4 separate regions of the Mus musculus genome follow, and all the other regions are linked to region 1. The links are chromatin loops, found by intact Hi-C in ENCODE. Cell type or tissue: heart. All regions are shown on one strand. Region 1 overlaps Fcmr (Fc fragment of IgM receptor). Region 2 overlaps Mapkapk2 (MAP kinase-activated protein kinase 2). Region 3 holds the start of Dyrk3 (dual-specificity tyrosine-(Y)-phosphorylation regulated kinase 3). Region 4 holds the start of Eif2d (eukaryotic translation initiation factor 2D).

The links. Hi-C counts contacts between places; a loop is a spot of excess contacts. Peaks named below come from ENCODE experiments on the same cell type or tissue, not always from the same donor. Only the 100,000 strongest peaks of a DNase experiment are listed, where the experiment ranks them.
Region 2: it touches region 1 in a loop (7-fold over the local background); 39 of 42 quality-filtered maps call a loop at or near these places.
Region 3: it touches region 1 in a loop (2.9-fold over the local background); 5 of 42 quality-filtered maps call a loop at or near these places.
Region 4: a loop joins it to region 1, with 4 times the contacts of the local background. A loop is called at or near these places in 5 of 42 quality-filtered maps.

The regions. Positions count from the first base shown.
Region 1 is chr1:130,872,467-130,880,466 of GRCm38, reverse strand. Fcmr (Fc fragment of IgM receptor) reads right to left here. Exons shown (of 8, transcript NM_026976.3): 2 at 6,087-6,419; 3 at 5,314-5,445; 4 at 4,285-4,504; 5 at 2,563-2,714; 6 at 2,126-2,284; 7 at 1,956-2,014. Among named protein-coding and RNA genes, the nearest start is that of Fcmr, 11 kb to the right of the region's middle. In heart, CTCF peaks have their summits at 3,350 (motif pointing left) and 5,157 (motif pointing left); no DNase peak of the experiment used is centred here; H3K4me3 peaks cover 1,019 bases; H3K27ac peaks cover 521 bases; H3K27me3 peaks cover 2,898 bases.
Region 2 is chr1:131,050,137-131,058,136 of GRCm38, reverse strand. It overlaps Mapkapk2 (MAP kinase-activated protein kinase 2), which reads left to right. Exons shown (of 10, transcript NM_008551.2): 4 at 57-136; 5 at 517-643; 6 at 1,173-1,248; 7 at 1,599-1,723; 8 at 2,123-2,208; 9 at 2,298-2,378; 10 at 2,902-4,437. The coding sequence ends at 3,045. Among named protein-coding and RNA genes, the nearest start is that of Il10, 34 kb to the right of the region's middle. In heart, a CTCF peak has its summit at 4,673 (motif pointing right); DNase peaks (open chromatin) are centred at 3,686 and 4,776; H3K27ac peaks cover 806 bases.
Region 3 is chr1:131,135,459-131,143,458 of GRCm38, reverse strand. It overlaps Dyrk3 (dual-specificity tyrosine-(Y)-phosphorylation regulated kinase 3), which reads left to right and starts at 5,225. Exons shown (of 3, transcript NM_145508.2): 1 at 5,225-5,379; 2 at 7,088-7,199. The coding sequence starts at 5,303. In heart, a CTCF peak has its summit at 4,545 (motif pointing right); a DNase peak (open chromatin) is centred at 5,128; H3K4me3 peaks cover 2,005 bases; H3K27ac peaks cover 1,992 bases.
Region 4 is chr1:131,151,035-131,159,034 of GRCm38, reverse strand. It overlaps Eif2d (eukaryotic translation initiation factor 2D), which reads right to left and starts at 5,828. Exons shown (of 15, transcript NM_001136070.1): 1 at 5,610-5,828; 2 at 4,616-4,806; 3 at 3,784-3,867; 4 at 3,312-3,402; 5 at 736-843. The coding sequence starts at 5,665. In heart, a CTCF peak has its summit at 3,370 (motif pointing right); a DNase peak (open chromatin) is centred at 5,794; H3K4me3 peaks cover 1,666 bases; H3K27ac peaks cover 1,204 bases.

The DNA.
Region 1 (8,000 bases):
AACCAAAGGAGTGTCATTAGCTCTGGCTGGGATTTCCATTGCAGGAAATGAAGGAGCAGGGGCAGAGTTGCTGAGCTCCCAACCGCAAAGGTGCTGAGCTCCATCAAGTGGGCCAGCCCTGGGGCTTTTCAGGGTACAGTCTCACTCTAAATAACTGGAAACCACTTCATTCTATGTGGGCAGGACACACTTTGCATAGGGTTTAAGACTGAAATCATAGGGCCGAGCAGTGTGAAGGAGGTCCTCCTGTAGAAGGCTCCCCTTGGGGATAAAGGGATATGACTTGTTCTGGAAATATGCATCTTCTCCGGCAACCAGTTAGAGGCAGGGTGAATCATTTCTTGTACCTCTGCAAGGACTCAGAGAGGCCATGACATGGGACAAGAGTGCATTCCAGCAAAGGGCGGGGTAGCGGAGGAAGACTGCAGACCATGTGGGCACGATGGCGCTTCTCTTCCCCAGTGAGACACTCCAAGACTTCCCCTTCATGGCAATTCTCAGAAGACCAGGCTACGTCAAGACTAACATGGCACAGGACTGTGATCCCCACAGAAGAATGCCACCACAGAGACTTCAATCAGTCATCTAAATGAAAGTTCTAAGAACTAGAAGGGCAGTCCTCTGAATGCAGGAAGCATCCTTTGTAAGGGACTTCTACATTTTGTATTTTACCAACAGGAGAAAGAGCAGAAGGTTGCTTCAAAAACACATCTCCCACTGAATGTCAACGTATTTGGTTTAAAAAAAAATGAAAACTTTCCCTATGAAGACTGAAATATGAAGACTGAAATAAGCCATTGAGCATACTCTGTATATTTGACACACACACACACACACACACACACACACACACACACACACACAGACACACACTTATTGAGAGAATGAGACAGGGTTAGCTTTCAGCAGGAGGCAGTCCAGAAGAGGGTCTTGTGAGCGAAGACTGGTTATGTCTGTGTTTGGAGGGCAGGTGTGGGGGGCACATTCAAACAGCTGGAGGTGACTACAGGGCTAGGTAGCATTCTTCCCTTTTTATATGATCATTTAAACAATATATTGCCAGCCAGGCATGACATGACTTCACGGCAGCTAATGGGAGGCAAGTACTAGTGAGATATGAGAATGCAGGGTCACGATCCTAAGGAAGCCATCATCTCTGTGTGTAGAAATAAGAACTTGGTTCTGGTGGTTGAGTACTAACCATGGACCAGGAAAGCTGCCTGGAGTTGTTGGAACAAAATGTCCCTGGATGACCTCATGGATTAATCCTCTTCTTCCTGTCCCTCTGGTTTGAACCCTGAGGGTTTGGGGGTCTGTTGTATTTAATTAATTTACACTAATTAACACACGCACATTTGATGCCCTTATTAACACGTTTTCTGACTACAAAGCCCAAATGTTTTAGACTTTGGGAATGCTTAAAGTTTGTTCCCTTAATTTGGGGGAACAAAATGATACCTGCTATGTTGAATGTCTGCATCTCTGCCCAGGCACTTTAAATAACGCGGCTCTCTCTCTCTCTCTCTCTCTCTCTCTCTCTCTCTCTCTCTCTCTCTCTCTCTCTCTGTCTCTCTCTCTCTCTCTGTCTCTCTCTCTCTCTCTGTCTCTCTCTCTCTCTCTCTCTCTCTCTCTGTCTCTCTCTCTCTCTCTCTCTCTCTCTCTGAGATGTCTGAAATACCTCTCTCACAGAGGTAAAACTATCTGAGTAGCTTCCACCCCATCTAGCTTTCTAGAAACCTAGCGTCCTTTTTACACCTTAGTCGCTGCAGGGGTACCTTCCCTACTAGACTAAAGACATCCAACATTCATTTATCCGAAAAGAAATGCTTGCCAGGTAACTAAGATAACCACAGATTTTGCAGCGCCAGCCTTCGAGGGCTTCAATTTAGGGACTGGATACAACCGGTTGGGGGGGGAAGAGCCTGGCTGAACGGGCCGGGGTGGGCGGAGCTTACCTGCGGAGAAGCGGGGGACGCTGAGGCTGGGGCGTTGAGGAGCGGAGCCTCCGCTGGACCTATGAGACAGAAGAAAGCGGTGAGGACCCGGGTTTCCCACGCCTGGTCACCACCTGTCCCCGGTTTCCGGCTGGCCCCAGTCTCCACGCCTCGCTAGTGTGTGCGCTCACCCAAGCTGTCTGGTCCCCGTGCGCGCCGGGGGCAGGCGCTGTAGACGTTGTTCTGCGAGCGCGGCCTCTGCGAGGCATCCCGGCGCTGTGTGGGGAACGGGCGGGAAGCCCCCCGGCCTCGCCTCCTCATCGCTAGTCGGCCCGCACGTCTGGAGGAGGCTTCAGGAGGTCACCAAGAAAAGAGAAGGGCATGGCATCAGACACCAGTGGCCACCTGCCTCTTTTCTCCCAGACTGAAGGCTATACACCTCTAGGATGCCTGGCAATGTTGTAGCCTGGACTTAGACGCCCAGGGTACAGAGCACAGGAGCAAGGGCAAACTATTTTTAGACTCCATTTCTCATCCCGGTTACCTGGGCATCCGAGCTAGATCTGAATGCTCTGGGCTCTTGTACTTCAGGTCTCCCAACCACAGCCCAGATCCTCAAGTGGCTCACCTCTCCTCCTTTGAATGGCTCTTTTTACCACCAGTCCCAAAAGAACCAGCAAGAGAAAGCCCAGGAAGGTCGGAATCAGGATGTGAAATTCTGGGATGGGGATGTGAAGCCCTCGGTCTTCTCTCCCATAGTGTGGGCCATGGTGGCGTGTCCTTGGCCGTGGGAAAAAGGAGAGAGACAGAGAACTTAGACAAGGAAAGGAAACTTAAAGACTCACCCTTCAGTGGCCACCTTTCTTTAGGTGATTTCGAGTTGACCCATTGTTAACAGAATTTCCTCCATCATCCCCAAAGAGATTTGTTTATGGGGTCAGGAGTCTTTGGTTCAAATTTAAGTTCCTCATTTTACTGGTTTTGTGCTCTTGAGCGAGTTTTAATTTCCCTGAGTCTTATTTTGTTATAAATGGGTATCAGAAATGGACTTTGGACTTTCACAAAACTGTTCTGACCAAAATCATAGGGGGTGGGAAGAATTGAAGACAGCCAGTCCATCGCAGGGTCTGATATGGCTTCTATTCCCACAGTTAGAAACCTTGGCATAGGCAGACCTGTATTAACCACACTTGGACATTGTGTGTCTTTATCACAGTTGACATGAAAGAAACATTTATTACGTGGATTTCTGAGATGGAAACTAAGAGTCCTAGTTTCATTGAAGCCACATAGATTTTATTGCCCCAGTTCCCTCACAGGATCCAAATGATAGCCTTTTTTCTCTTTTGTATTTGCTCAGGCAAATTGCTTGTGGGGTTTCACACACATTTGCTTTAATGCTGCCCCCTAGTGGTTCATTGAGGTCCGATATTTAGAACCAAGCTAAGCAATAGTAACATTTGTCACAAAGTGTTAGCAGCATTAAGAAGGAAAGAAAAAAAAAGTAAGAGTAATTTTAATGCTAATTGATTAGTAAATACTTTTAATTACTTTAAATTAATTAAACCCTTTTTCTCATTTAGTTATACATTACAACAGGCCTGAATGAATCTGTATGATAGAAAGACCTGAGTCTTTCTATAAGATCAGAACTAGGGAGTTGCAAAGAATACTACATGTGGGAAAACTCTGCTAACTAAGGTCAAAGTCCATCATGACTGGATAGCCTCTGGGCCTGGTGTAATATAAGAGACTCCCTTCATTAGTGGGGTTTCAAGGAGAAACCCCACTGACCTTACCTGGGGAATTCTAAACCCACACGTTTCTACCTGAGGAATGTCACGAAGCCTCAATGAGATTGCAGAATCAATTTTCTTTCTCCCGATAAATCTCGTTCAGCCAGAACCTGAGATTCCTAAAATGCTTCCCCATGCTAGTGAGGTATCCAGGTAAGCCCCCAGCCAATGACCTTTGCCTATTTTGGATTTTTCTACTTTCAGTCCCTCAAAACTTTATAAGCCTTGAATCACCCTAAATAAAGTTGATCTGCCTCCTGATAGCTGGTTCCAGTGTGGCTAGTCACTGTATGTACTCACAGGGCTTCCAAATCCCCTCCCATCTCGATGCCTCTGCTTCCACTGCCCTTGTGGACAGAATTGGCTGATGTCCACAAGGGCAGGGAGACCCACAACAACAAAGCATATTCTTTGATGATAAGACTAATGCATTTATACAGAACACTCAAAAGCAGAGCATTTCTCAGAGGGTTTCTGGAGACAAAGCTGAGAAGGATATAGGATGACTTCAGGGCTCTTAGTACACAGGCACTAAACATAGAAGCCCTTCTTACCTTTGCTCATGAAGTCTGGTGTGGTGGCTGTAGCTGGCCTCTAGGGGCCTGATTGCTTGCTGAGTGGAAGTCTTTGAGGCTGTGGTTGCTGGCAGGAGCGCTGGGGACTTGGTAGCTGACACAGAAAATGCTCTGTAAACTCTGGGATGTTGGGTTACTGAAGTGATGCTGGAGGGCTGGTGAACCGGAGGGGCCTCAGTCTTTGGAGTTGGCGTGGTAACTTCAAGAGGGAAGGGAAAGCTTACATCAGTGGGAGATATGCTGTGCTCTCCAGTCTCCAGGAGAAGTGGGTCTCCTCTTCCACCCACAATCACTTCTCCCCTTTTGCCCATACACACCACCTGTTTTTGTAGTCCTTGTGGCCACAAATGCCTTTATAGTGCTCTAACTACACAAAAAACTTTCATGCATGCATGCATACATACTTTAAATATTTTCTCCAGGATGCCTTCCCTGACCTCACAGGCTTACTGTCTTCTGGACATGGGGAGTACCTTGCTCTTCTGTGCTCATATATTCTTCCCAATTTCATCCCAGTCAGTCACACTCATGGATCTATGATCTGCCCAGTTACACTGTTTCTTTTGACCCCAGCAAGGCCTCCTAGTGCAGCAATGTTCAATTAACGTACCTAACTCACCAGTATATGTTAAGATGCATGGGAATGTTAGTAGATAATCATCTTTTAATTGCTAAATAGAGTTGTTAAAACCACTAATTACCAGCAGGTAGAAGACACCCCTGCAGGTAGCAGGAAACATACTGACCTCCAGTTGGCAAACGTCTGCCCAGTCTTGGTTTCTAGTCATTCAAATAGGACCTGGGGTTTGTGAATTGGGCACTTTGTTACTTGTATGCCACCTAGTGGTGGTATGTGACTCCTCCAACTAGGGCCTGGCCTCTTAGCTGTCAGATGAAGGTCCTTCCCAAGGAAAAAGCATGGGAAAGTCCCTTCAGCTTTGCTAACTGCCTTATGAATTGAACAAAACAAGTCTCCCTCTTCTCGCGCTCTTGACTTGATGAGCTCACCTTTGGCTATGACTCCAGAAGAGCTGGGATGTTCACTCCCGTGGAGCCAGGGCATCTGGTGCTGCAGAAATCTGTGCAACCATCTTGGCCGCTCAGAGGTCCATTCATCTTCCCAGAATGGTTCTGGGTATTCTATTGGAGGCAAGAGGGATTCGTTGGTGATCATCAGGGAAGAGATAAGACTGGAGGGTCCAGTAAGAGCTGACTCAGCCAAGGCCATGAGGAGATGAGAATAGTCCACAGAAACAACAAGAAAGGAACGGGTATAGAGTCTCCCTGAATGCTGGCCTTTCCCACCAGCATATCCAGCGCTCCCTATAAAGCCATTGGACTGTTGGGGGTTATACATTGCTGAAGCAGTCATGCACATGTTAGGATGTCATGGAAAAGTCAGAGTTAAGAAGAAATGTAGGACCCCACCGTATAGTAACACATTTGGCTCGATCATTGTTTCTTAGTCTTATCCACCCAAGACATAATAATCACACACATAATAATTACATAGGACATGCATGGTTCCTCTGATGGTTTCCTCATCCTCAAAACCTCCTCTGTCTAAGGTCTACCTCTCCATTCATGCCCTGGGTAGAATGGGCAACATACAACATCTATCTTACTCCTTTCATCTCCTGTGGCTAGAAGGTTCTAGGCTGTGGTGTCGGTCAACTGTGAAGTTAAGCTGTGTTGTTCTGTGTTAATACTGGGATGGCTAATATGGCAATAGTATGGGATGGTTACAGTTAGATGCTGGTCTCAGTTTTCTAAACACCTACCATTATGGACATTCAGGGTGATTTTCTGGGTCTTGCCTTTGTCTGTCTTCATGCCCACACCACAGGCATAGATTCCATCGTCATTTTCCGTCAGCTGTGTCATCTCCACTAGGAATAGCTTCTTATCCAAGCATGGCGTCAGGGTGACTCGCCTTTCATATTCCTTCTTGACAAAGGTGTTGGACACCACAGTGGAGCATATCCCAGGTTTGGCCATCTGCCGACACAGATACATCCTTACGTGTAGTTGAGGGAGTGGGCATTCGATGATAATGGATCCACCCCACTCTACATTCAGCTGTACTTCTGGGAGGACTCTCAGGGCCCCAGACACTGCGAAGAGAAGAAACTAATGCAGAAGAAGCCCCATTCTCAGATGTGTCTCTACTTCATCCATACCTCCCCCTCACACTTCTCTCCAAACCTATTGCCGACCCCAGACCACCCCCAAATTAACCCCCAGATCTAGCCATGCCCTGTCACCAGCCCAGCCTCAGCCCTACAGAGTTTTCTTCTGATTTATGCCCAGATCCTTCATTCTCATTCAGGCTTACTCTGTGCCCACCCCATGTCCTTAGCCTCAGCCTCATAATTAAACCCGAGCCTGTAAGGACCTAGACACAACTACAATGCCTACTCCAAAGAGAAATGAGATGCCAGGAATGACCCCCCCCCCCAGTGGCACATAACCCCCTGAGGGACTAAAGTCTGAGGGTGAGAAAGGTGACCCATTCTTACAGCAAATTGTCCTTCTGGGTTCTTCTTTTCTCAATTCTGTTCATCTATCCACTCCTCCTTTCAACTCTACTAAACCATTCAACAAATATACATTTGATACCTTTCCTGGGTGCTCCTCTCTCATACAGTAAGTCATGTTGTAAATTATACCAACAGACAGCTACTCCAGTACAATGTAATAGATGTCTTGAGAGAGATAGCTCAGGGCTCCCTGACAACAGCAAGCAGGGACACCTGACTCAGGCCACTGAGGGGATGGTGTCCTGGGAGGATGGCTTTTGAGAGAAGTGGTGTCCAACGCTGTACCCTGAAAGAATGGGCATGGAGGGTGCCTGAGAAGGTGATGCTTGTCACTAGGGTGGAGAACTCATGGAAGGGCAATCAGGGTGTGCCTGAGTGTGAGTATACATGCATGGGTGTGAACATACATATGCCTAGGAGAGAAATAGGACAAGGAGGAGTGGAGGTTGTGGGTCACAAGTTCCTGACATTAAAAAGCAAGAAAAGGGAAGTGTAGCGTAACCCAACCCACTATAGCAGAGGGTAAAGCCACAGATGGCAATCTAAGTGGGTCCCAGCAAGTGCCTCCATATACCGAGAAGAGGGTTGTCTTAGTTGCTTTTCTATTGCTGTGACAAAACACCAGGACCAAGGCAACTTATAAAGGAGAGCATTTAATTTGGGGCTCATGGTTTCAGAGGGTTAGAGTTCATGACCACTGTAGGGAGAGGCATGGCAGCAGGCAGGCAGGTGTGGTGTTGAAGCAGTAGCTAAGAGCTTATATCTTGATCCACAAGTGTGTGTGTGTGTGTGTGTGTGTGTGTGTGTGTGTGTGTGTGTGTGTGTGTGTGTGTGAGAGAGAGAGATAGAGAGAGAGAGAGAGAGAGATGAAGTGATGTGTAGTTTTGAAATCTCAAAACCCACTCCCAGTGATACACCTACTCTAACAAGGCAATCTCCCCTAATCCTTCCCAAGCAATTCCACCAAGTTAGAGCCAAGCATTCAAACATATGAATGAATGGGGGCCGTTCTCATTCAAACCATCACAAGGGTGTGTGCTTATAGTGTAAAGCATGTGTGTGTTTAGCTGGGCCTGGAGAGCTAAGGTGGAGATGAAAAAGGCCTTTCAGGTAACAAGAACAGATTGCACCGAGGTAAGGACGTGAGAGAATGTG
Region 2 (8,000 bases), 180 kb before region 1:
CAGGTTGGTGTCTGAGCTTTCAGACCTCCAGCTCGGGTTTTCTCTCTCGTCTGCAGAGGCGTCAGAGATCATGAAGAGCATCGGCGAGGCCATCCAGTACCTGCACTCGATCAACATTGCTCACCGGGATGTCAAGGTGACACCTGCTTATATAAACCCCATGCTCCCTGACTGCCTGGTCTGTCAGCGTAGGATGGGTCTGCAGCCCAGTCTGTGGCTTGTGGGGCTTGGGACAGGGGACCACAAACTTGGTAGTGAAGCTCAGTTTGGTTGCACTCAGCCTGTGGCTGCTCGTCAGCACCTCACCGTCCCACACATGGATTTCTGAGTCAACAGGAGTCCCCATGGCTCCACGCGGCAGTCTCTGTAGCAGGGAGCCGATGCCTTCACGCTGCCCGCTGCAGAGGGGCTGGATGGATGCAGTGGTTGAGCGGATGAACGGAAGGCACAGTCCTTCCCACTTGGGTTCCTCAGCATTTCCACAGGGATCTTATCCACTCATGTCTCTCTCCACAGCCTGAGAACCTCTTATATACTTCCAAAAGGCCCAATGCCATTTTGAAACTCACTGATTTTGGCTTTGCCAAGGAAACCACCAGTCACAACTCTTTGACCACTCCGTGTTATACACCATACTATGTGGGTGAGTTCAGGGGAGGCCCAAGGACTGAGTCTTTGCCTCGTTTTGCTCATCTCAGGAGACCATAGACCTAGGCATGCTGGGTCTTTATGTCCCTAGATGTACTAGATCTGACAGGGCCCCGCCATGAGTGGGCTGCCAGAGTTAAGCTGTGATTGAGTGCTATGAAAATGCTCTGCTGGGCTGAGGGCAGCACTTGGGATCTGTGTACTCTTCCTAAGGAGAGCCAGGGTTTCTCCGTGGAGTCTGGGATTCAGATTTTGCTCTAAAGTCCCAGCTGACTCCACGAATACACTCCCAGGACATGTTCCTGAAGCTAAGTGGGTGCCACATGTTTGTAGGTTCTCAGCGGCTCAGCAGTGATTGCACCCTAAGCTTGTAGCTGCAGAGTCCCTTCTGGGAGAGGGTCCTCTTCTTTCCCCGGCCCCCACTGTTGCCTCTCTTTCTTTATGAAGGGATGAAGGACTCTGAGGCAGGGGAGGTCTCAGCATTCAAAGAGCCAGGACAACCCACAGTGATCTTTGCTTTGCAGCTCCGGAAGTCCTGGGCCCGGAGAAGTATGACAAGTCCTGTGACATGTGGTCCTTGGGTGTCATCATGTATATTTTGTAAGTGGGCTGGTGTGTGGTGTGGGATGGCTGCTAGGCTGCAGTGCGTCAGGGAGCTGGGGACGCTTTACCACTGCAGGACAAGAGGAGGCTTTAGCATTTCCCCTTCGGATGGGGGCTCCCTGGGAATTCTGAGTTCCTGCTTCACTTGATGCTTGGTGGGTTCTGGTTGCTAAGTGGTGGTAGAAACTAGCTAATGGGCTAGCCGTCTAGGTGACATCCTTGGCACTTAGACTCCTGGGTCCTGCAGTCCCGATTTCTCTGGGACTATAACAAGCAGAGTCTGTTTCTTACCTGATTAGTGGTGCAGGGTTTCTAAATAACACCCGCTTTGCCCTTCTCTTCCTTAGGCTGTGTGGGTATCCCCCCTTCTATTCCAATCACGGCCTTGCCATCTCTCCGGGCATGAAGACTCGTATTCGAATGGGCCAGTATGAATTTCCTAACCCGGAGTGGTCAGAAGTATCAGAAGAAGGTAGGAACCGGCCTTCGGGGACAGGGGAAAGAGTGAGTGTGTGCGAGCGTACGCACGTGTAGGTATCAGTCTTTTTCACATGTGTGCTGGAACTGGGGACTTGGACCTGTTCCTATGCCTTCTAGGTGTGTTCTGCCTGTGGGAAGTGCCTGAGGCATGGTCAGAGCCATGTGTATGTGCAGGGCTTGTCCAGCATGCTGGTCCTTGGAGCCATTGCTCCTTGGGTATCTATCTTCATTCAGTCTCCTTTGAGCCTGATTCATGCAGGAGAGTGCAGGGAAAACTATAGATCCTGAGCTGTCCTTGTCCCCTGAGCTGTCTCGATCCCTGAGCTGTCTGTCTCAGTCCCCTGAACTGCCCTGTCCCTTGACCTGCTGTGTCCTCTGCCTCACCCCATAGTGAAGATGCTTATCCGGAATCTGCTAAAAACAGAGCCCACCCAGAGAATGACCATCACAGAATTCATGAACCACCCCTGGATCATGGTAAGCTTTGCAGGCTGGGGAGACCTGGGCGCAAGGGACTGTTGCTCAGTATGCTCGACTGTCACTTGATCCCACTTCTCTCTCCTCAGCAATCTACGAAGGTCCCTCAGACTCCACTGCACACCAGCCGTGTCCTGAAGGAGGACAAGGAACGATGGGAGGATGTCAAGGTGAGGGACCACTGAGGAAGAGAGCTGGGAAGGCAGTTCACAGGAAGTCCCCAGCAGGAGTGCTGGCCTGGCAGGAACAGTTTGGATCTGTGTTCTTCATCCCAGTGTTTCCATAGCAACCAAAAGGTGACTGGGAGCCATTGCCTTCACTGGCTTGTGGCAAAGGTTCTGGCCAGACTGCCGTCTGTTTCCTATGAGCCTTCCTCTCCCTGGGGCTCTCTAGTGGTCCTGAAATGGCATCAGGTGCTATCCCCTCAGTTTTCAGATGAGGGCATTAAAGCCCCAGACAGGGCTTTACTGGAGCAGGGCCTACAGGATGGCTGGCCCAGGACTCTTTCCCCTTTTGTGAGCTTGTCAGAGGGCTCCTGGGAGAATAGCTACACAGTGGCCAGTGCTGGAGGATGATGCCGTCTGTCGGCAGTGTGGACCCACAACTGACATGCATCACTGTACCCTTTTTTTGCCTTGTCTGTCTGTCCCTCACTGCCTGTGTCTCTCCTCTGCCCTCTTTCCCTGCTCCCAGGAGGAGATGACCAGTGCCTTGGCCACGATGCGTGTTGACTATGAGCAGATCAAGATAAAGAAGATAGAAGACGCATCCAACCCTCTGCTTCTCAAGAGGCGGAAGAAAGCTCGTGCTGTGGAGGATGCGGCTCTCGCCCACTGAGCCGCTCTGTCTCCCACCCACTGGAGGACAAGCAATAACTCTACATGAATATATTTTTTAGACAAAGAGACACAAGTTGCCCAATGCTGCCTCCTGTTCTCTTGGGCTGCGTGGCGCCCAGAAATGCCTCCGGCTTTATTCTGCCCTTGGCTCTGGCTCCCCCGAGGTGGGGGCTGGAGGATGTGTGAGGGGCAAGGTGCTCCTGAGCCCGTTGCTCCTTTGCATTTTATCTGTAATTTGGCGTAGAGTTTTTATGGAACCTGTCTTCTTGTCCTTTTCCCCACTCCTCACTCCTTCCCCAGGTCCTTTCCCATCTACAAAGGCTGAGGCTTATCCACAGGTGTTGTGGAAGTTGTTATAGGGAAAGTCCCTAGGTTGCCCTATCTGTCTCCTCTGGCCTCCCACTGTAACGTGGGGTCCTCACTGGCTCTAGAATCTGGGAGTTCCAGGGAGAAGGCAGCAGAGTGGCAGTAGGTGGCCCTTGCCTCCCGCTGAAGCCCTTAGACATCACCAGTGTGCACAACAGAGCAGCACATGTGTGTGCATGTGTGTGTATGCCTGGATCCATGCCAGCGACTGGGCATTGGAGGGTCTAGGGAAGGCGGGGCTACAGGGACTCCTGCTTGAACTGAGCCTGCCTAAATGCCTAGGTAGCTTGTCTAGATCCAGAGCCAGGTAATTGTGGCCTCTGTGTTAGCTGGGCAGGGGAGGCAGTGAGGGGTTGGGGGGCACTGACAGCCATCAGGAGGACTGGGTCCCCTCAGGACCCCTTTCCCTGCTGGTCCCAGATCCCTGAGGCACTGATCTACTGAGTAGCCTCTGCTTGCCCTTCTTGCCACGATTAACCCACTCTTGTCGAGTTCTCTGAAATTTTTAGCCATTTCTCAATGGGCTGTCCACTCCCACGGTGAGCCTGGGAAGGTTCTATGCCTGGAAAGGCAGTTGCATTTCATGCATCTCCCCTGATCTCTGGGGTACCTGCCAACCTCCCTTCGACAAGGGCAGGACCACGTGTGGTCTTCCTGGATTTCCACCATGTGGTCTGGTGGATGGGACAGTCTTCGCACCAAAGATGTCTTGACTCTGTCCCTGCCCACTAGCCACCTTACCCTCTAACTACTCAACCTGGGTGGGGGCTCCCCAGGATTGAGGAGGAGCAGGCGGGGAAGAGTCTTTGTGCCATGGTCCCCCATGCCCCTCCTGCTGGAGGAGGGGTGTCTCCCTCAGGGGTTGGTGGAGGAGGGGCTCTTGGGCATCCCTGGGCCTGGGGCAGGGCCCAGATGTCTGCAGCTCCTCCCATGTCTTTGATGGTGTGTTCAACACTCAGACTGTTGTAAACTCTCGTTTTGTATGAGCAAAATTGTCTTTACTAAACAAATTTAATAGTTGAAAGTTTTTCATTCTTTTTCTTCCTGAGGCTTGGGCCCTTGACCGTTTACTTGTGTTCTCCCAGCCTGTGTGTGGAGAGTGTTTCCTGTGACGGGTGGCAGAGCCCTGTGCCCCGAGAAGGGAGAAGAGAGCCTCCTGGCTACATCAGCATGGGAATAGCCCCTCGTAGACGAGGGCTTGTGTCAATAAGCACGTCTCCTTTGGAGCCAGGAAAACAGGGTGGCGTATTATCTTAGAGTCCAGAAGGGGGCAGTACAGGCCAGGCAGAAACAAAAGTGCTTTGAGTGAGCTAGTCTCCTCAGAAAGCCTGTGATAGCTGAATCTCCCTGGCAGAGCCTAGAGCAGGAGCTGATTTGCTGACGCTGCCACTTCTGTCCCCAGGCAGGGGAGAAAGGCAGGGCAGCGTGGCTAGTTTCCAACCCAGAGCAGGAAGCACTGTGCCTACAACCTCACAGCTGTCCATTCAGACTAGAGCGCAGGACCAGGGGGCCTGGAGCACTCTGGCTTCTACCAGCCACCCACCCTAGTTATCAGGGATCCTCTCTCTGCTACTCAACCTGAGAACGGTCCCCTACCTGGAGCACTGTCGAATCACCCAGCGAGCACTCTTGCTTGTAAAGAACCCATTGTCTGCACTTACAAGGGAGTCAGAGCGATGGGTCCAGGGTGGGGGAGCAGTTGGGGCTGGTAGAAAGGAAGTTGTCAGAAGCTGCCGTCTAAGTGAGAAGCTTGAGAAGGTCCTTGTAGCTGTGACGTTACTTGCTGGTTACGTGGGAAAGAAGCCTGGTAGAGCCTCACTATCTCTGCAGGGCCACATCCTATTTTGCCAGCATTCCTTGGCCTGGGCCCCCGTCTCTCTTTGAAGCCAGCCATTCTGTCTCCCCTATTCTTGTTCTGGGACCACTCTTACACGGCCTGGAGGATTTCCTTGAGGACCAGTATGATGAGACTGGGCCAGCCTGGTAGCCCATGGCTCTTGCTCCCGATCGCAAACTCCTACTGCGGACAATGATATATGTACATACTGTTCCAGCAACAGAGTGCGTCCTTTGGGAACCAGTGTTCTGACACAGAGAACTGCCTTCCAGCTTCCTCATCTCAGAGCACCAGTATTAATCACCCCTGTATTTTGCTTCCTTTTCTCAGTCCAGCTTACAAGGTCTAGTACTGGCTTCCAAGGAAGATGACTGAAAAAAGGCTGAAGGGCTGGCCACGCCTCTGTCCCCCCCCCCAACTCCATCCACCCCTATGGGCTTCTGTCTCTAACTTGGGGGTGGTAAACATTTTCTTTTTGCTGTCATTTCCACGTGACAGCATTAGTGTAGGCACATCTACACAGACGGCCGTGGATACTGAAGAGGGTGTCTGATCCCCTGGATGCTGGAGTTACCGGGGACTTTGAACCACTTGGTGTGGGTGCTCTGGAATAGCAGGAGCTATTCCAGTCTGTCAGCTCCCATGACTGCTTGGTAGCCCTTCTTTCTCTAACCCAGCTAGCTTCTACTGAGCTGACTTGAACGGCATTGGGTGTGAGGTTGGGGTTGAATGGTCTGGGGATACTTGAAGAGGATGTCAAGGGGAATTCTTGACACCCTTGGGTGCTCACTGAGTGAAGTACTGGTGCTGGGTTGATCCCAGCGTAAGTCCTCTGAGGTATTGCTCCACTTTTCCTTTATCTATAAAGAGGTTCAGGCACAGGATGCACTTTGTCCAAGGCCACACAGCTGATTGGGTGTCTGTAGGTTTGATTTCCTGCATCTACTGTTAGGGCTTCTTCAGAGTGCACAGGAAGCCCCCTGGGTATAAGGGAAACACACTGGATTCTGTCCCTGTGAGGATAGACTAGTCCCTGTGGGTGTGGTGGGAGGTTCAGGAGACCACAGATTTAATGTCTTTTGTAGTACGCTGCCAGGGTAGCTTGGTATAAACATAGCTTCTCCTTCTAGGGACTGCTCCCCCAAGCAGGGGCCAGGGTCTAGGGTTGGCCTGTGTCTTGCTCCTCTGGTCTCTGCTGAGGGTTAAGTCTACCATCGGGTTAATTTAAGCAACTAGGGTTTTCTTTTGGCTGGGTTGGAGACAGGAAGACAGAGGGCTCTGAATGACGAGAGAGCAAGCAGGTATGTAAGCCCGAATGGGTAAGTTGTAGGTGGAGAGTTTGCGAAGTAGGAAGGAGGTTAGGGAAAGTGGCCACACCAGTGTGAACGTAGACAAACCACTGGGTCCTGTTATGTGTGGGGTTGCATCTGGGGAGCAGCCTCTGCCTCTACCCTGGAGGACACAGCCCTTCCTGGATCTGCCTCGACAAGGCATCTGGCTGTTGTGGGTGGGAGACCTGACTGAGTTTGGGAACAGCTGTTCTTTAGAAAGGACATGAGGCTTCAGCTCCAGGGGCCGGCCTATTACTGTCATTCTCCTTCCCCCATCCCCCACTCCCTGCACTGAGTCAGGCCAACGTGGGAAGCTTTCCCCGCTATACCACTGCGTTTACTTTGCAGGCACTGCACTGTCTGTGCCTAGGGGGATGGGAGTGTGAAGCCAGCGTGCCTTGTGGTAGCTGTGCAGAGCCAAGTGTGTTCAGCTCTCACGTGTGGACCCCTAGAAACAAACTGTTGCTGTCAGGGCTATGCAGTCCACTTCTCCGTGCTCTCCTTCCCCAGCCTTTTCCGAGTGAGACGATGAGTGAGTAGCAGGAAGCTGACGCTGGCCTTCCAGCTTGGAAGGCCGGGCGTGGGGATGGACAGTTTTCTAGTTTGAAAGTCAAGTGTCATTTCTTTTGCTTCAAGCCACATGCTTACCAGTGGTGTGGTGAAGACTTTTCAGCCACCAGCGAGCCAAGATGCCACCTTTGGTCCCCCTTGTGGCCAATACCTGGTGTGTGTCAGCCCAGGGGCTTGGTGTAGAGGAATTGGCAGTGGGTCCAGTCCCTGTGACAGTGGAGTCTGAGGGAAGACCATGCTGCCTTCAGAGAAGCAGCTGCTAACAGCCCCGGGAGAGCTTCCTTATATAGTCCTGGGGTTAACCATCATAGGGTGCTCTGGCCAAAATGAGGGAGGCTCTTTCTCTTTCCCTTGAGGGCAGGCACAATCCTCTTGTTCTGTTTGTTTTTGTTTTGTTTTGTCCTTGTTTTCCACAACTGCTGTTCGTGGCACAGTTTTGTTTAATGGTTGGCCCTGTGGACTCTGCCCACTGACGACTGGCTTGCCCCTTTCATTGGGGGAGGCTCTAGCATTTCCTCTCTTACCCTTCTTCAGCCTGGACTCTTCATTCTTAAAAGTGTTTGCTCTCCCCAACCAAAAATTGGGAACATAGTCTTAGTAGGGATTTCCCCATTAGTTTTTCAGTTCATTAATGATAATAATAATAATAAAAAATCTGGAGTGTGTGCCTTCATCTGAGGTCACTTTTAGTTAGACGTTTTATGAATCACTAGAAAAAGCTGGCTTTGCATGAAACTGAGCCATTTTTAGAAGGTTTGGGGAGAGTGTCCTCTGAGGGTTTCCTTAACTACCATGCCTTGTGAAAGGCCACGGCTCTCTGCTGTTCCACATCCCCTAACGTGGAAATCC
Region 3 (8,000 bases), 260 kb before region 1:
ATCCACCTGCTCTTGACAGGCATGGTGGCGCATGCCTTTAATTCCATAGCAACTCTTACAAAGTAAAACACTTAATTGGGGATTCTTGTAATTATAAAAAGATAAAGAGATATAAGAATATATTCTATGGGAGTGTGATGAGGTGTGGGAAAAGGGGATGTCTCAGCAGGCCTATGCCAAGGCGTCCCTTCCTCCTGAGGGACCAGCCACATGAAGGTATAGTATACAATAGAGTTTATTCAGGGCATGGGGAAGAGTGTTTAGAGGGTAGTAGTGGCAGAGGGAGGGCGGAGAGAGAGAGAGAGCGAGTGAGAGAGAGAGAGAGAGAGAGAGAGAGAGAAGTATACTGTATAGTAGAGGCCAGTCATGACCATGTGGAGAGAGTGGGGAAGGGAATGGGGAGAGATGGGGAGCAAGGGAGCAAGAGGCATGAGAGAGGCAAGAGTAAGAGAAGGAGGAGGGAGCAAGCAACACCTTTTATAGTGGGCCAGGCCTACATGGCTGTTGCCAGGTAACTGGTGTGGAGTTTAGTCAGAATGCTAACAGTGCTTGCTTACAGATCCGAGGTTTAGACGATTATCATCATGGCAGGAAGCATGGTGGAATTCAGGCAGACATAGTTCTGGAGAGGTAGCTGAGAGTTCTACATCTGGAGCCACCAACAGCAGAAAGAGACAATGAGTCACTAGGCCTGGCTTGAGCTTCTGAAACCTTGAAACCCACTCCAACTCCACCCCCCACCCCTGTGACATATTTCCTCCAATAAGGCCACTATGAGTCTATAGGGGCCATTCAAACCACCACAGATAGAGCACCCTGCTCTGCTACCTATGATAGCATTGGTGGTTATACAACTGTATGAAGCTGATACAACTCACAGAACTGTGACCTGTAGTGAACTTAGGGGCTTGGGATATACTTTAGTGGCAAGAGCATGCTTAGTGTTTAAAAGGCTCTGGAATGAATTCCACGAACTACAAAAAGAAGAAGAAAAAGAATAGTTAACTTTATTGCATATAAATCAAATCTTTAAAAGAAAACCACTGTAGGACACAGTGACCCATTCCTGTAATCTCCCAAGAAAGATTGTCTAAATTAGACCAGCCCTGTCTACAAAGTGAGACCCTGTCCCAATAGATATTAAATTAAAATGAATGACATTGGCTGGAGAGATGACAAGGTAGTTAAGAGCACTAGCTGCTCTTGGAGAGGACCCACATTCAACTCACCAACCATCTGTAACTTTAGTTTTCGGGAATCCAATGCCTTCCTCTGGCCTCTGTGGGCACCAGGCATTTGGTGCACATACATACATGTAGGCAAACACACACACAAACATACATAGAAAACCCCGAACTTCTTAAAATAAAGGGTTAATTCAAAGACTGTTGAAACACAGCAGAGAGCTCTGAAGTGACATCTCAGTCAGGTGAGATGCCCTCACAGGACCCCCAAGGACTGCAAGGGCAATGCCCTCAGATGTTGCCCTCAGCAGCCTCAGAAGCACAAAGTAGAGAAAGACTTTGAAGAGATTTGCATGCATGGCTTTGTTTACTATAAAAGCAAATAAGACTCACAGAACTACAACTTTGAATTGTATTATTAAAATATGATCAATTTGCACCAAAAGTACAAAGACAGTAGAAAATTTGAAATCAAACAAAACTTTAGATTCCCCAAACCTCTATAAAAAAAGGAAACATTTAAAAAAAATGAAATATTCACCTGCTAACAAAAACTATCTTTCATTTGAAAAGGAAGTGTGATTCAGAGGACAGAAACCTCAGAACCCAGAGAACAGCCAAAAATAATCATTCACAACCTTCAGCAGTCATCAGGGAGCTGGCCCTGCTGGGGTTCATGTAAACTGTGATCAGGAGTAAGTGTGTGCATCCAGTTCCTCCTCGTAGGGAGAGTCTTCAGGAGTTATACTATGCCTGTTCTCATTCTAGATGTCGGGCTTTTCAAGTCAAGAACTGTACTCAGGGGTAGAAAGATGGCTCAGCTGCTAAAAGCACTTTCCACACAAGCAAGCCTTACAATCTGAGTTCAATGCTCAGAACCCAAGGTGGAAAGGTGGAAAGAAAGAACTGAATTCCAATAGTTATCTTCTGGTGTTCACACTGATGCTCAGATATGCCCACATTCATAGACACAGACACACACACAGACACACACATACAGACACACACACATACCACACATATCACACACACCACACACAAACACATACCACACATATCACACACACCACACACACAAACATATACACTACAAACACACCACACGCATAAACACACATACCATACACACACAAACATACACATCACACACCACATACTACACACCACACACACTCACACATACCACACACCACACACACTCACACATACCACACACCACACACTCACACATACCACACACACACCACACACAGAGACATATACAGACACACATACCACACACACATTACACACACAAACATACATACCACACACAAACACACCACACACATAAACACACCACACACACAAAAACACATACCACACACATATACATACCACACACAAACACACCACACACACATAAACATACATACCACACACACAAAAACACACACACCACACACATTTTACAACCTTTAGGGCTGTAGATATCACACACACACACACACACACACACACACACACACACACACACATAAACTTTTGGGACAGGGGTTTGGGACTGGTAAAGACAACCTTAAGGGCTTAGGAGACACAAGACCAGGCTGACAAAGCTGGAAATATCAAGACTCACTCACTCACCAGTGAGTCTCTCAGGTTCTAAATGAATGACTTCTTTTAAACGTGCATTTCAGTTCTGTGATGCATGTATCATTGTATATGCATGTATCATGGTATATTCCACTACAGAGAAATTCATAGCAACACACTGATTTCAAACGGAAGCCAACCCCCCACTAGCTGCTTTATCAAAAAATTACAGCTGAGTTATTACAGGGGAATGTTTGTGTCCCTCCTGAAGGTGCTGTGGTCAAGTTCTGAATGCCCACTTGGTTCCTTTGCTTTCTGTACTGGAGATCTAAACCGGAGCCTCTTGCATGCTACACAGACATTGGTCTACTGAGCAATACTCCAGGTCCCTGTGTCTTTTCCTTATGATTTTGGGATAATTGCATTTAAAACACATATTGCAAGCTCTTTAGTTTTCCTGTTCACTAGAACTGGCTTCTAAAGACAGGCAGACATCTCAGGTGACTTGGCTAGTATGTGGTAGGATTCTTATTTTATATTTTCAGAAAGATAATGCTGATTTCCAACCACTCTTCATTTATTTAAAATCCGTTAATTTATTATTCAGTGACTTCATACACTATATCTTTGGAAAAAATTTTTGATTTATCTTATTCTTTTGAGCATATGTCGGTGCAGCACATGTGTGCCTGGTACTCTCAGATGTCCGATCCTCTTCCAGAGCTGCTAGTGCTCATGACCACTGAGCCATCTCTCCAGCCCCTATCCAATATATCCGATCACATCCAACCAAAGTCCCTCCCTCCTACTCCTCACTTCCTCAAAACTTTGTCCTTCCACCAGCATGTTCCCCCACCTTTTTTTACTTACTTTAATGTAACATTTATCAAATATATTTTGCATAGATTTCCATAGGTTGCACATATGTAAGCATATGGAACACTTTATACAGAGAAATCGTATTTTCTTTGTATTTCAATATCTGTTGAAGTACACTTAAATGAGTCTTTTCAAGAGCCGGAGGGTACAGGGCAATTGCTTAATGAGGGTGTGGTCGTTGTTACAAAACAGGGGTTCTTTGAAGAAATACTGAAAAGTACTTAGGTCACCAAGGTCAGATACTCAGGAGGTCCAGCACCCTCAAGGAGTTCTCCCTCCCTTACTAGGGAAATAACCTACTAAAGACAAAGGCAGCCTCTGTATCTACTCCCCTAACCCGCTGGAGGCAAGTAGAACAGGAAGGCTTTAGCTTGGCTCTAGAAGATGCGCCTTAAAGACAGAAGGGAAGACTTGCAGTGATTCGAAATGAGGTAATTAAACATGTCCAGGCAAGTCCCAACCAACCCTTCCGGTAGTAGTCTGGGGTGTTCACCTCTTAGAAGTCCTGAGAGCAGGATCAGTTAGTAGAATTTTGTAATCTTGGAGCGGGGGAGGTGCCTTTGTTGCCATGGAACTCTGTCTACAAACAAGAGTCAAAGAGCCCAATTTAAAAACAAAAACCCTAGGAAAGTAAGATTGCACTGGTTGTGGATGAAAGAGAGACAGAAAACTTCTAAAAGATCATCATTGAAGAAAACATTTTTACTTATATCACAGGCTAAGTCAACACTGAACAGATGAAAATAAAGTGTCCCAAATGGACAGATTCTTAGCTGCAAATAGAGTGTGGATCTTCTGAGAACAGGGACTGTGACTTTTACGAACCCCAAAAGGAGCCTCGGTTGGACATTTGAAGATTCGTGGAATTATGCTCTATGAAATAATTTCCAGTGTGCACCAGGTGGCGTGCGCCACCGATGCGTGGAAGAACCTTTGGTTTTTGTTTTGTTTTGTTCTCATAGATCCAATGGGCTCATCCTATGTGTATGAGTTTATGCCTGTGCACCACATACGTGCCTGCTACTCTCAGATGTCAGAAGAGGGCATTAAACACCCCGGGACTAGAGTTATGGATGGTTGTGAACTGCCACGACCGTGTTGGGAATCAAATCCGCTCTTGCAGAGGAGTTTTGCAGCCTTAGGAAATCTGATGGGCACCAAGCTCAACACAACCGCCACTTCTGTGGCTTAACAGCCTTTCTTTTCACTTCCATTTTAACTGTCGAAATAGACTTAACATGGACGGTACTTCTCAGAAAGAGTGAGGTACGCTTTCACATATTAAAGATGCGCAGAGCTCTCCAAGCGGTCTGCTGAGCAGGCAGGCTGTGCTGCTGATACTCCCATGTTTGGTTTCACGGCTAGGTGAATACGAAGAAGCGTAGGTTCCAAGCCAGTTTCCTCTTTTGCAAAAAGAACTGCGAGCACACCACCCAGGAACAGCACGCCCCTCGCTCCGCCTCCTCCCCGCTCCCTCCAAGGCGGCGTTGCGCAGGCGCGGCAGGGCGTGCGCGGTTGCTAAGCGACGCGGCCGCTCCCGCGTGGTCTCCCTGCGGACCGCGCGAGCCCAGTGCCCAGCCTCGTCTTGTAGCGAAGCCAGCAGGTGCGGTGCTGGAGGCGACCCACCGGGCCAACCGCCGCCTCTGTGTCCGCGGGGCGAGCTCGCGATGGGAGGCGCAGCCCGCGATCGCGGGAGGAAGGACGCGGCGCTGCCGGGGGCCGGGCTCCCGCCGCAGCAGCGGAGGTAACGGCGCCCGGGTAGGAGCGGGAGGACTCCTTGCGGGTCTGGGCTGCCTGTCCATCAGCGCGGTGAGCGGGAAGGGCGGGGGAGGGCGGGCGGGACGGCGCGGCCTCCGGAGAGCTGGGTCTGGGACCTGCGCGCAAGACCTGCGCCCTGTTGCTCCGAGAGTCTGCCCAGCCCGCCCTGGCCCTGGGGTGGAGCAGCAGAGACCCGGGACCTTGTTCCCCATGTGCCGCTTTTGGGGGGGGGTCCCTTTCCCCCTCCGCATCGGGCCCTGGCTAAAGGAACCCAATCCGCTCGTTCGCGTCTGGCTGTTACTCTGCAGATGCGGTGCTGGTGTGTTTCATCGTGCAGTATGGCAGAGGCCGGACCTGTCTAGAAAATTGCCTGTTATCAAAACATTGTCTGAACCTCAATATATTTTTTAGAAGATATTTTAATTTCTTGTGGGATGTTTTTAAAGCCCTCCTTTATTCCTTTAACACTTGTGTTAAACTCTATAAGTATTTTTTTTTAATAAGACAGATCTCAAAAGTGACTGAAAAGATATTTTTTTTAAAGACAATGAAAAATGTTACCTAGTCATGGTTGTGTTAGTAGTATATAATCTGAGATGGTAACATGAACCGGTGACCAGAGTGACCCGCAAATCCGTAGTCTTGGGAGCAGATAAAATGCATTATTCAAGGCCATCTTGTGGCTTTAGTAAATCCTGCCCATTGTTTGTGTGCCTTCACTGTGGAGGACCCACAGTGTAAAGACAGAACCATTCTGTAGTCCTTTAGCATTTTAAATATCTCCATATGCCAGGAAATGAAGTGGGAACAGAAGAGAGATTTGGTACATCGTGTAACTTAAAGCAAAGCATCGGGTGGGTTCCTGTTGGCTGCCTTTTTTCACTAGTTAGCTTAGCTGTAAATGGGTGCATAAAATAATGAAGAGAAGACAGCTGTTCTGCTAGTCTTCTCTTCTTGTAGTCTGAGAGTGTAGACGTCCTTTTCTTCCCATTTACCTGTGAGGCTGTTCAGAGGGGGAAGGTAGCACAGCCAGGGGCTGAAACTAGAATAGAGGTGTTAGACTTGCATTCTAAAACAAACCTCTATGTTATGTTTATTTCTTTCTGCTTTTAGGTTTCTTATTCAGTTCAAGTTAATTGGTAGTCCCTCATTTTTTGAACAGCATTCGATTACTTATTATTTGTTAGTTAGAGACAGGGTCTCTTTATTATGTAGCTTTGGCTGTCCTGGAAGTCACTCTGTAGACCAAGCTGGCCTCAAACTCAGCAGAGATCCACCTGCCTCTGCCTCCTGAGAGAGGGATTAAAGGAGTGTGTCACCACACCAGTCTGTTGTAACTAATGTAAAATTGAATCCAGAGATTTTTTTTTTCCATTCTTTACAAAGAAAAAGGAAACAGATGTGTTGGTGCAGAGGTGGAGGCAGGTGGATCAGTTTGCGTTCGAGGCCAGTCTGCTCTACACAGCAAGTTCCAGAACAGCCAGGACTATGTAAGAAACCCTGTCTCAAAAAAACAAAAAAAAAATTACAGGGAAGAGAAAGGTTAGAGTCCTTCTCTCCCACTGCCGACTGCCCGGCTTGTTTTTGTGCAGTGTCAGAAAGGGTAAGAAGCGCTTAAATCCTGGGGTGTTTTGAAAATGCAAGCTCATTTTGTTTAGTTACTGACCGGTTTTATCTGTAACCGTTTCTCCTAGGTTGGGGGATGGTGTCTATGATACTTTCATGATGATAGATGAAACCAAGGGCCCACCCTATTCGGACACATTCAGCAACCCCTCTGAAGCACCTGTCTCCAGAAGGCTAAATGTAAGTAGGAAAGGAAAGAAAGTTGCTTGGGGGAAGAGGAAGTGCTCCTTAATGCTCTTGGCAACGCGGGAGTTCCATTTGTTATTTGTGGGTTGGCTGCTTTTGTTTTGAGGTTTTTGGTTGGGGAGTGTGTGTGGTTCTTTTGCTTTTTGAAAGATTATTGTTTTGACACAGAGTTGCTTAGTGTGTGTAGTCCTGGCTGACCTGGAACTCTGTGTAGACCAGGCTGGATTCAAAGTCAGAGGTGTACCTGCCTCTGTCTCCAGAGTACTGGGATTAAATGGGTATATTACCATACTCATATTACCATGCTTGGTTTGCTTTTGATTTCTCCTGACTTGGGGAAAACAGTTTCTGTGGTTTGAGGTCGGCTTTTTTTGGAACAGTTTGGATTTGAAGTCCACCCTTTCCTTATTCCTTCTGCTGGGGTAGGCATGGCACTTGGGGTCGCGGAAGGAACTCTTGTTTAAGCGGTGTTTCTTTTTTATGGTAGGTGACATACATAGAGCATGACAAAGGCTTCTTTTAACAGAAGTAACAAGGAAAATAGTGTCAGAATTCACAATCAGCTCAGTTTTTCCCGTTTAGTCCTGGCAGATCAGTATATGAAAGACAGTTTAAAAAAAAAAAAAAACCCAAAAAACAAAAGAACAAAACTTCATAAATTAAGTTGAAACAGTAAGCCTGGGTTTCTCTGTGTTGCCCTGGCTGTCCTGGAACCCGCTCTGTAGGGGTCAAAGGCGTGCACCACCGGGGGCCACTCGTCCAGCTTGGGCTTTGGTACATTCTGATCCTTTATGA
Region 4 (8,000 bases), 280 kb before region 1:
GCTGAAACAATCCATTTCAGGGCTCCTTGTCTGGTTAAGGTCACCTTTCTCAAACAATAAATGTCTTTCTCAAAAGCAGTAGGCCTACATTTTTTGGGTTTTGAGGGGTTTTTTGTTTTTGTTTTTGTTTTTGCAGGGGGTGGGGAGTGGCTAAGGGGAGGGGAAGGTTGAGATAGGGTCTCATTACATTGTTCAGGCTGACCTGACCTGAAACTTGAGAACTGCTGGTGTGAAATTCCTCAGTGCTAGGACTGTAGGCATAGCATATACATTGTGCTAGCCAGAATGTGTGTTCCATAATGAGAATCCTGAGACATGGTACTTGGACAGCATGAAGTAATCTGTTATCATCTGCTGTCTGATAACTGATCTGGACTCGGAAGCACTTGCCTCAGGACCAAATGAAGTGTATATAATGGACATAGCACTATATGGACATCACCACAGCACAAGGCAGGGAAAACCATTCCTAAGCCTAGGGCAATTGGGCAATTGTCGGGACAATTCCAGGCCTAGAAGATAACCAAGTTGCCTCTAGATTCTTGTCTGGACAAATAAAACTGTATTTCCCCCCACAATTGGCAAGCAGATGGCAGTCTGGAGTCCACAAGTAGCAGGAGGATGCACCTGGACACATCCTTGCACTTCTGAATCTCTGGTTCATTTTCTCTCCATCCATGCTCCCCACCCCCACCCCACCTCATCCTCTGTAAACAGAAGGAGCAATGCACTCACCACAAGTGGTCCTGATAAGTGTGGAGCACAGAGACACCTTTTCCCTTCAGGCCTGAAGCCAGCATCTGAGCTGTGGACATGGCGGCCACTCCAATTGCAACGGGCGCTCTAGGGAGGAAGGCAGGAATAAGGGTCAGGCAGAAATGTCTGTACAATGACTCTTGGTTTCTCTTTTAAAAGGAGCAGAGAAAGCTGGGGACCCGTTCAGTTCAGAGGGGGATCAGTTTCCCTCATAGCAAGCATGAGGCCCTGGTATAAAAAAGCAGCAGCAGGGCTGGTGAGATGGCTCAGTGGGTAAGAGCACCCGACTGCTCTTCTGAAGGTCCAGAGTTCAAATCCCAGCAACCACATGGTGGCTCACAACCATCCGTAACAAGATCTGACTCCCTCTTCTGGTGTCAGCTACAGCTACAGTGTACTTACATATAATAATAAATAAATCTTAAAAAAAAAAAAAAAAGCAGCAGCAGCTGGGCATGGTAACATACGCCCTTAATCCCAGCACTCGGGAGGCAGAGGCAGGCGGATTTCTGAGTTAGAGGCCAGCCTGGTCTACAAAGTGAGTTCCAGGACAGCCAGGGCTATACAGAGAAACCCTGTCTTGGAAAAAAAAAAAAAGACACTAAAAAGAAACAGCTAGCTGTCTCTTGTGAGGCTATGTCGGGGCCTAGCAAACACAGAAGTGGATGCTCAGAGTCAGCTATTGGATGGATCACAGAGCCCACGTATATACCACTTCCATTTGATAATAGACTGCTGCTGTGCGCGTCCCACTTTATGACTTGCAGGGTCTGATAGTACCCAGCTCATGATGGGTAGTTCAGGTCGCATAGTAACTTGGTGTCCTATTGTCAAACGTTCAGTTTCCACTAAGGCCCAATAGCAGGCCAAGAGCTGTTTTTCAAAGGGAGAATAGTTGTCTGCAGATGATGGTAGAGCTTTGCTCCAAAATCCCAAAGGTCTTTTCTGTGATTCACCTACAGGGGCCTGCCAGAGGCTCCAAACAGCATCTCTATCAGCCACAGACACCTCAAGTACCATTGGGTCTGCTGGGTCATATGGTCCAAGTGGTAGAGCAGCCTGCACAGCAGCCTGGACCTGTTGAAGGGCCTTCTCCTGTTCCAGGCCCCACACAAAGCTAGCAGCTTTCGGAGTCACTTGGTAAATAGGCCTAAGTAACACACCCAAGTGAGGGATGTGTTGTCTCCAGAATCCAAATAGACCCACTAAACGTTGTGCTTCTTTCTTGGTTGTAGGAGGGGCCAGGTGCAATAACTTATCTTTCACCTTAGAAGGAATATCTCTGCATGCCCCACACCACTGGACTCCTAAGAATTTCACTGAGGTAGATGGTCCTTGAATTTTGGTTGGATTTATTTCCCATCCTCTGATACGCATATGTGTTACCAATGAGTCCAAAGTGGTTGCTACTTCCTGCTCATTTGGTCCAATCAGCATAATGTCATCAATATAGTGCACCAATGTGATATTTTGTGGAAGATCCAAACGATCAAGATCCCTTCTAACTAAATTATGACACAGGGCAGGAGAGTTAATATATCCTTGAGGCAAAACTGTGAAGGTATACTGTTGGCCTTGCCAACTGAAAGCAAATTGCTTCTGGTGGTCCTTATGGACAGGTACTGAGAAGAAGGCATTTGCCAGATCAATAGCCGCATACCAGGTGCCAGGAGATGTGTTAAAGGACCCAAGGAGCTAAAGGGGTCTGCAACCCTATACGTGGAACAACAATATGAACTAACCAGTACTCCCAAGAGCTCGTGTCTCTAGCTGCATATGTATCAGAAGATGGCCTAGGCGGCCATCATTGGAAAGAGAGGCCCATTGGTCTTACAAACTTTATATGCCTCAGTACAGGGGAACGCCAGGGCCAAGAAGTGGGAGTGGGTGGGTGGGTGGGGGGAAGGGTATGGGGGACTTTTGGGATAGCATTGGAAATGTAAATGAAGAAAATACCTAATTAAAAGAAAGAAAGAAAGAAAGAAAGAAAGAAAGAAAGGAAGAAGAGAAGAGAAGAGAAGAGAAGAGAAGAGAAGAGAAAAGAAAAGAAAAGAAAAGAAAAGAAAAGAAAAGAGCTAAGCACACTGTGGTACTGTATGTAGTAGACTGGACCCTTGAATGGAAAAAGTACTCACAACAAAACAAAACAACAACCAAACCAAGAAAGGCTTGTGTATGTTCCAGCATTGTCCCAGTTTAGGACAGGAAAATACTCCTTAGCTGTGGTAACTACGATGGGTCCCTGCAGAATGCTGGAAATCCTGGTGTGTACCCAACTGCACTCTCTCTTACAATCTTCTATAAATCTAAAGTTATCTCTAAAGTAAGCTTTAAACATTCAGCAGCAGCAAACATCTTATGCTTATAAGATTTGTAGCCTCTCCAGAGGTTTGTGCCAGCCACTAAGGGCCCACTATCTGCTCCAGAGAAACTATTTTTTCTTTCAGTTCTTGGTCTATGTGCTTTGGAAGTGGTCATTTTCCTCCCTTTTACCTCTTTTCACCACACACACACACACACACACACACATCCCACACAAAAGTCTGACACAGTACCTGTTCCCCACCAAGGCAATGGCACAGAGGTCGCCTTGCTGTACTTGAGGAAGACCAGTAGGGGGCACCACTACCCCTGGCAGCATCAAATCTGTTGCAAATAGAATTTAATGTCATTTTCATTTTTAACTTTATCATACATGTGTCAAAGAAACATGTATCAATTACATTATTCATGGTGAACATGGCAACTTGAGAATCAACCCTCCATTTCAGGTCTCACAAATGAGAGACCAAGTTCTACGTGCTAAAGTTCCTGAATGATTTAAAGTCCAGCACGGGGCAGATCACAAACTGAGAATCAGAGATGTCCAGGAAACTCAGAAACATTGGAAGAATAACACAAAGACATACACACCAGAAGTGGATACAGTTTTACATAAAAACACAAGAAATGAGTAGCCTTATAAGGTGGCAGATAATTACTGAAGAGATTTCAAGCAATAACTGGAATATAGAAAAGTTCTCTTACCTGCTCCCCCGACCAGTTTTTCCAATACCAGAGGCCATGTTATAAAAGTTGGTAGAATATCCGGATAGGCCCACAGTGTGTACACTGTACCAAGAGACCCAGGAAATACTTATTAACAAACACTCTCTGCTGGAGATCTAGAAATGCCAAGCACTGTGCTCACTTTAACTAGAATTCAGAAAGAAAAATAAAACATGTCGGGCAGTGGTGGGGCACACCTTTAATCCCAGCACTTGGGAGGCAGAGGCAGGCGGATTTCTCAGTTTGAGGCCAGCCTGGTCTACAGAGTGAGTTCCAGGACAGCCAAGACTACACAGAGAAACCCTGTCTTAAAAAAAGAGAGAGAGAGAGACTCTAACTAGGAAAACCCACTATGAAGCAGCTCAGGGGAAGTGTGTGACTGACACAGCTTAGTCCTGAGCGTACATTTTCTCCACTGTGTTAAGAAAAAGCCTTTTACAGATGGTTTACGCCATATTTTCTTTACATGCTCTAAAATTCCACCTTTGGCAACACTTCAGCACTCTTCCCAATACCCCCAGCTCCTTTCTCTCAGAACTTTGCACTGCCATTTTTCCATGTGTTTTGGGTTTTTTTTGGGGGGGGGGCCGGGGGTTTCGTTTGTTTCTTATCCCTCTTACGGTGAAAAGGTCAATTCTGGAAACACTAGGTCCCAGAAGATCCTTAGGAATAGTATTGGGAAATTCTGTGTTTATTTCATTTGAAAAGGTATGTTTATGGGGGAAAACAAAAACAAATATCACACCAAATCAACAGAGAATAACGTGTTTCACCAGGGCTGCAGTCTGGGCATTTCATCTGGTTACCATACCTGTTGGATACAAATTTTTCTCCAGTTCAAATAGGATGGGGTTACCACCACTCGTGTACACAGTCACCGAATCCCCTTTGTGAACATACAACTTCACAACATTTAGCTCTTCCTTTCCAGGTATCAATTCAGAGATCTGATCTGTTCCCAGGGCAGGGAAAGCAGCTGTCACATCGGCCCGGAGCTTTCTCCTGCAGAAAGCACACCAGCACGATGCACATTAATAAATACAGACATTCAGAATGACTATACAAATCATAAAGACTGAAGAAAGACTGCCTGGTTCGTGATGCCCCCTTCTCAGCTTTTCCAAATCCTATTATCTGTCTTATTCATTATTCTCAAGACCTCCTGGGCATATTATTCCATCGGAACACCTATTTTCACTAAGCAACCAAAGTTAGTCTTTAGAAAGTCATTGGAAACACAGATGACCTCACATGCTGTCCCCACTCCTGTCTTAGACTGGTTGGCAATCTGTCAACCTCTCATTAAAAGGCTACTATGGCACCAAGAATGATACCTAAAGAAAGCTGGCTCCAAAATCCCTGCGGAGCTATCCGTGTCTACGACACTGACTTAAAAAGGAGAGTTAACATCTCTCCTTACCACAGCTTTCTTAGGCTCTGCCACCTCAGGGCACGGACCTCTCCGACACCAGTCTCTCCGGCCAGGAATAATCGTTTAGGCGTTTCCCCCCCCCCCCCTATACTTTTAGTTTTGGTACACCATCTGAGTTCTCCCATGGACTCTAAACTCCATGGAGGACTTATATTCCCTCATTTTACATCTCCCACAAAACCTAGCTTGAGCCCAGTACACGCTAACTCAACTTTATTGTCCAAAAGACCAGCTGGAAGATAAAAAGAGACACCCCCACACCTTATCCTCAAAAATGTTTCTAACACCCCTGCTTGGCTCCCTGGGGTCTCTATGTGCAGCCCTACAAGTGTAGGAGCCTCGCTAGGCTAAGCAAAAGTATTCTCTCCCTCACCTGTCCGAGCCCTTGATGGCTGTGTTGGACTTGACCCGAAAGGCCTTAGCGAACATGTCTGCTGGAGTAGCTCAGGAAAGACAAGAAGAGCACAGACGCCAGGGGCGGTCAACAAAACGAAGGAGTGGCGGCTCCCGGACCCTCAACCCTGGAGGCAGCCATGCTGAGACTCGGCGCCAAAAAACAGCCTGCTAGGAACCCGGCCCTAGCCCTGATGCTGGCCCGGAACTGACGCAGCGCCAGGTGGGGAGGGGCGGGACAGACTCCGGAACTTCCGCTCCCGCTCTTCCACTTGGAACCGGGTGTACCTAGGAGCCTGCGGGTCTGTAGTTAGGGACGCCAGTTGTGCAAACAACGTCTTAGTTCTATTCTTTCTGCTCCATCCGCTTTAGATACGGCGTTGAGAAGAAACTGCCTGATTGCAGTCTATTCGACATGCGTCAAGTCCACAAAATGAACTGAGTTCATATTTTATTTTTTGAATTCATATATTATTAAACTTGCAGGTTTCATTGAATGCTGGTTCGCCCTCTTTTTAAAAATGCTTTTAAATGCTTAAAGGCTTTTATTTATCCATATCTTTATATGGTATTACAAACTAAAGGCTTCAGCTAGGATTTTTTTTTTTTTCCTCCTTGACGTTTAATTTGCACGCTGTAATAATAGCAGCAACAAGGAATACACTCCACCCTGGATTCGGTTTTGCCCAGGCTACTAGTAACAAAGTTCAATAACAAAGATGGGGCTTCCCTCAGAGAAACAACTGTGTACTCTACGGACAAGGATTTAAACTTAGGTTTAAATTAAACTTAAACCTAGGTTGCTTATGTTCTATTAAACTAGCGTTTGCATATCAGCTCTTCGGAGCAGAGTGCCCTTTCACTAACCGTAACCATTATCATAGTCGTCGTCATCATCATCATCATCCTAGTTGCTAAACTAATTTCACATTGATTGTCCAAAGTGCCTGGCAATCTCTACCTGTCATATACTAGGGCCTAGTTGCTAGCCTCAACTTCTACACCTCTGAGCCTCCAGACTTTTATTAGAAGCACCTCACCCCAAACCAAAGGCAGAGGAGCCTAGAGGAAAGCATTACCTGCAGACTCCTGTTCCTTGGACTGCTATGAAGTCACATTTAGGATATGTACCACCGAGTGTTTGTGGTCTGGAGAACTGAAGAAAATTTTAGGGGAATACTAGACATTTCAAACTGGGGAAACTATTGTAGATCCGAAGATGTCGATTGCCTTCCTAGAAATTAATGGCCAATAAGTAGGAGCCAAGATTCAGAGACATAGGCACTGCCACACCCAGTCTCTCCTAATCAAGAGCATAAATCCATACATGCTGGTTAGTTCTTTTGTGGAATTGACAAAAGCTAGAGTCATCTGAGGAGTGGGAGCCTCAGTGGAGACAATGCCTCCGTGGGAGACTGAGCTGTAGGCAAGTCTGTAGGGCATTTTGACTAAGGATTGGTGTAGAAAGGTCTAGCCCATTGTGGGTGGTGCCATCCCTGGGCAGGTGGTCCTAAGTTGTGTTAGAAAGCCAGCTGATCAAGCCAGTATGCAGCAGTTCCCCTATGGTTTCTGCTGCATTTCCTACCCTAACCTCCCTCAGTGTTGGACCTCTTACTGGAATGTATAAGCCAAATAAGCCCTTACCTCCTGGCTTAGGGTTTCTATTCCTGCACAAAAAGCATGACCAAGAAGCAAGTTGGGGAGGAAAGGGTTTATTCATCTTATACTTCCACATTGCTGTTTATCATCAAAGGAAGTCAGGACTGGAAGTCAAGCAGGTCAGGAAGCAGGAAATGACACAGAAGCCATGGAGGGATGTTACTGGCTTGCTTCCCCTGGCTTGCTCAGCAGACTCTCTTATAGAACCCAAGACTACCAGCCCAGGGATGGCACCACCCACAAGTGGCCCTCCCACCTTGATCACTCATTGAGAAAATAACTTATAGCTGGATCTCATGGAGGCATTTCCTCAAGGGAGGCTCCTTTCTCTGTGATAACTACAGCTGTGTCAAGTTGACACAAAACTAGCCAGTACACCTCCCCAAAGGTGATTTTAGTCAGTGTTTTATTGCAGGAACACAAAGTAACTAATTCATCCCACATTTTCTGCCTGCATCATGAGTTGCCTTCTGCCTATGAGGACTCTCATGCTGGAGAGCTGGCTGAAAACAAGCCAGCAACCAGCATCCCTTAACAACTCCAGTGTTCCTCAAAGGGTTCTCAGATTATCATCTCCTCTTGGCCAAAATTTCAGAATTGCAGAGCAAGGTGAAGGAAAACTCTGTGTGTGTGTGTGTGTGGTGTGTGTGTGTATGTGTGTGTGTGTGTGTGTGTGTGTGGTGTGTGTGTGTGTGTGTGTGTTATCTAGAGC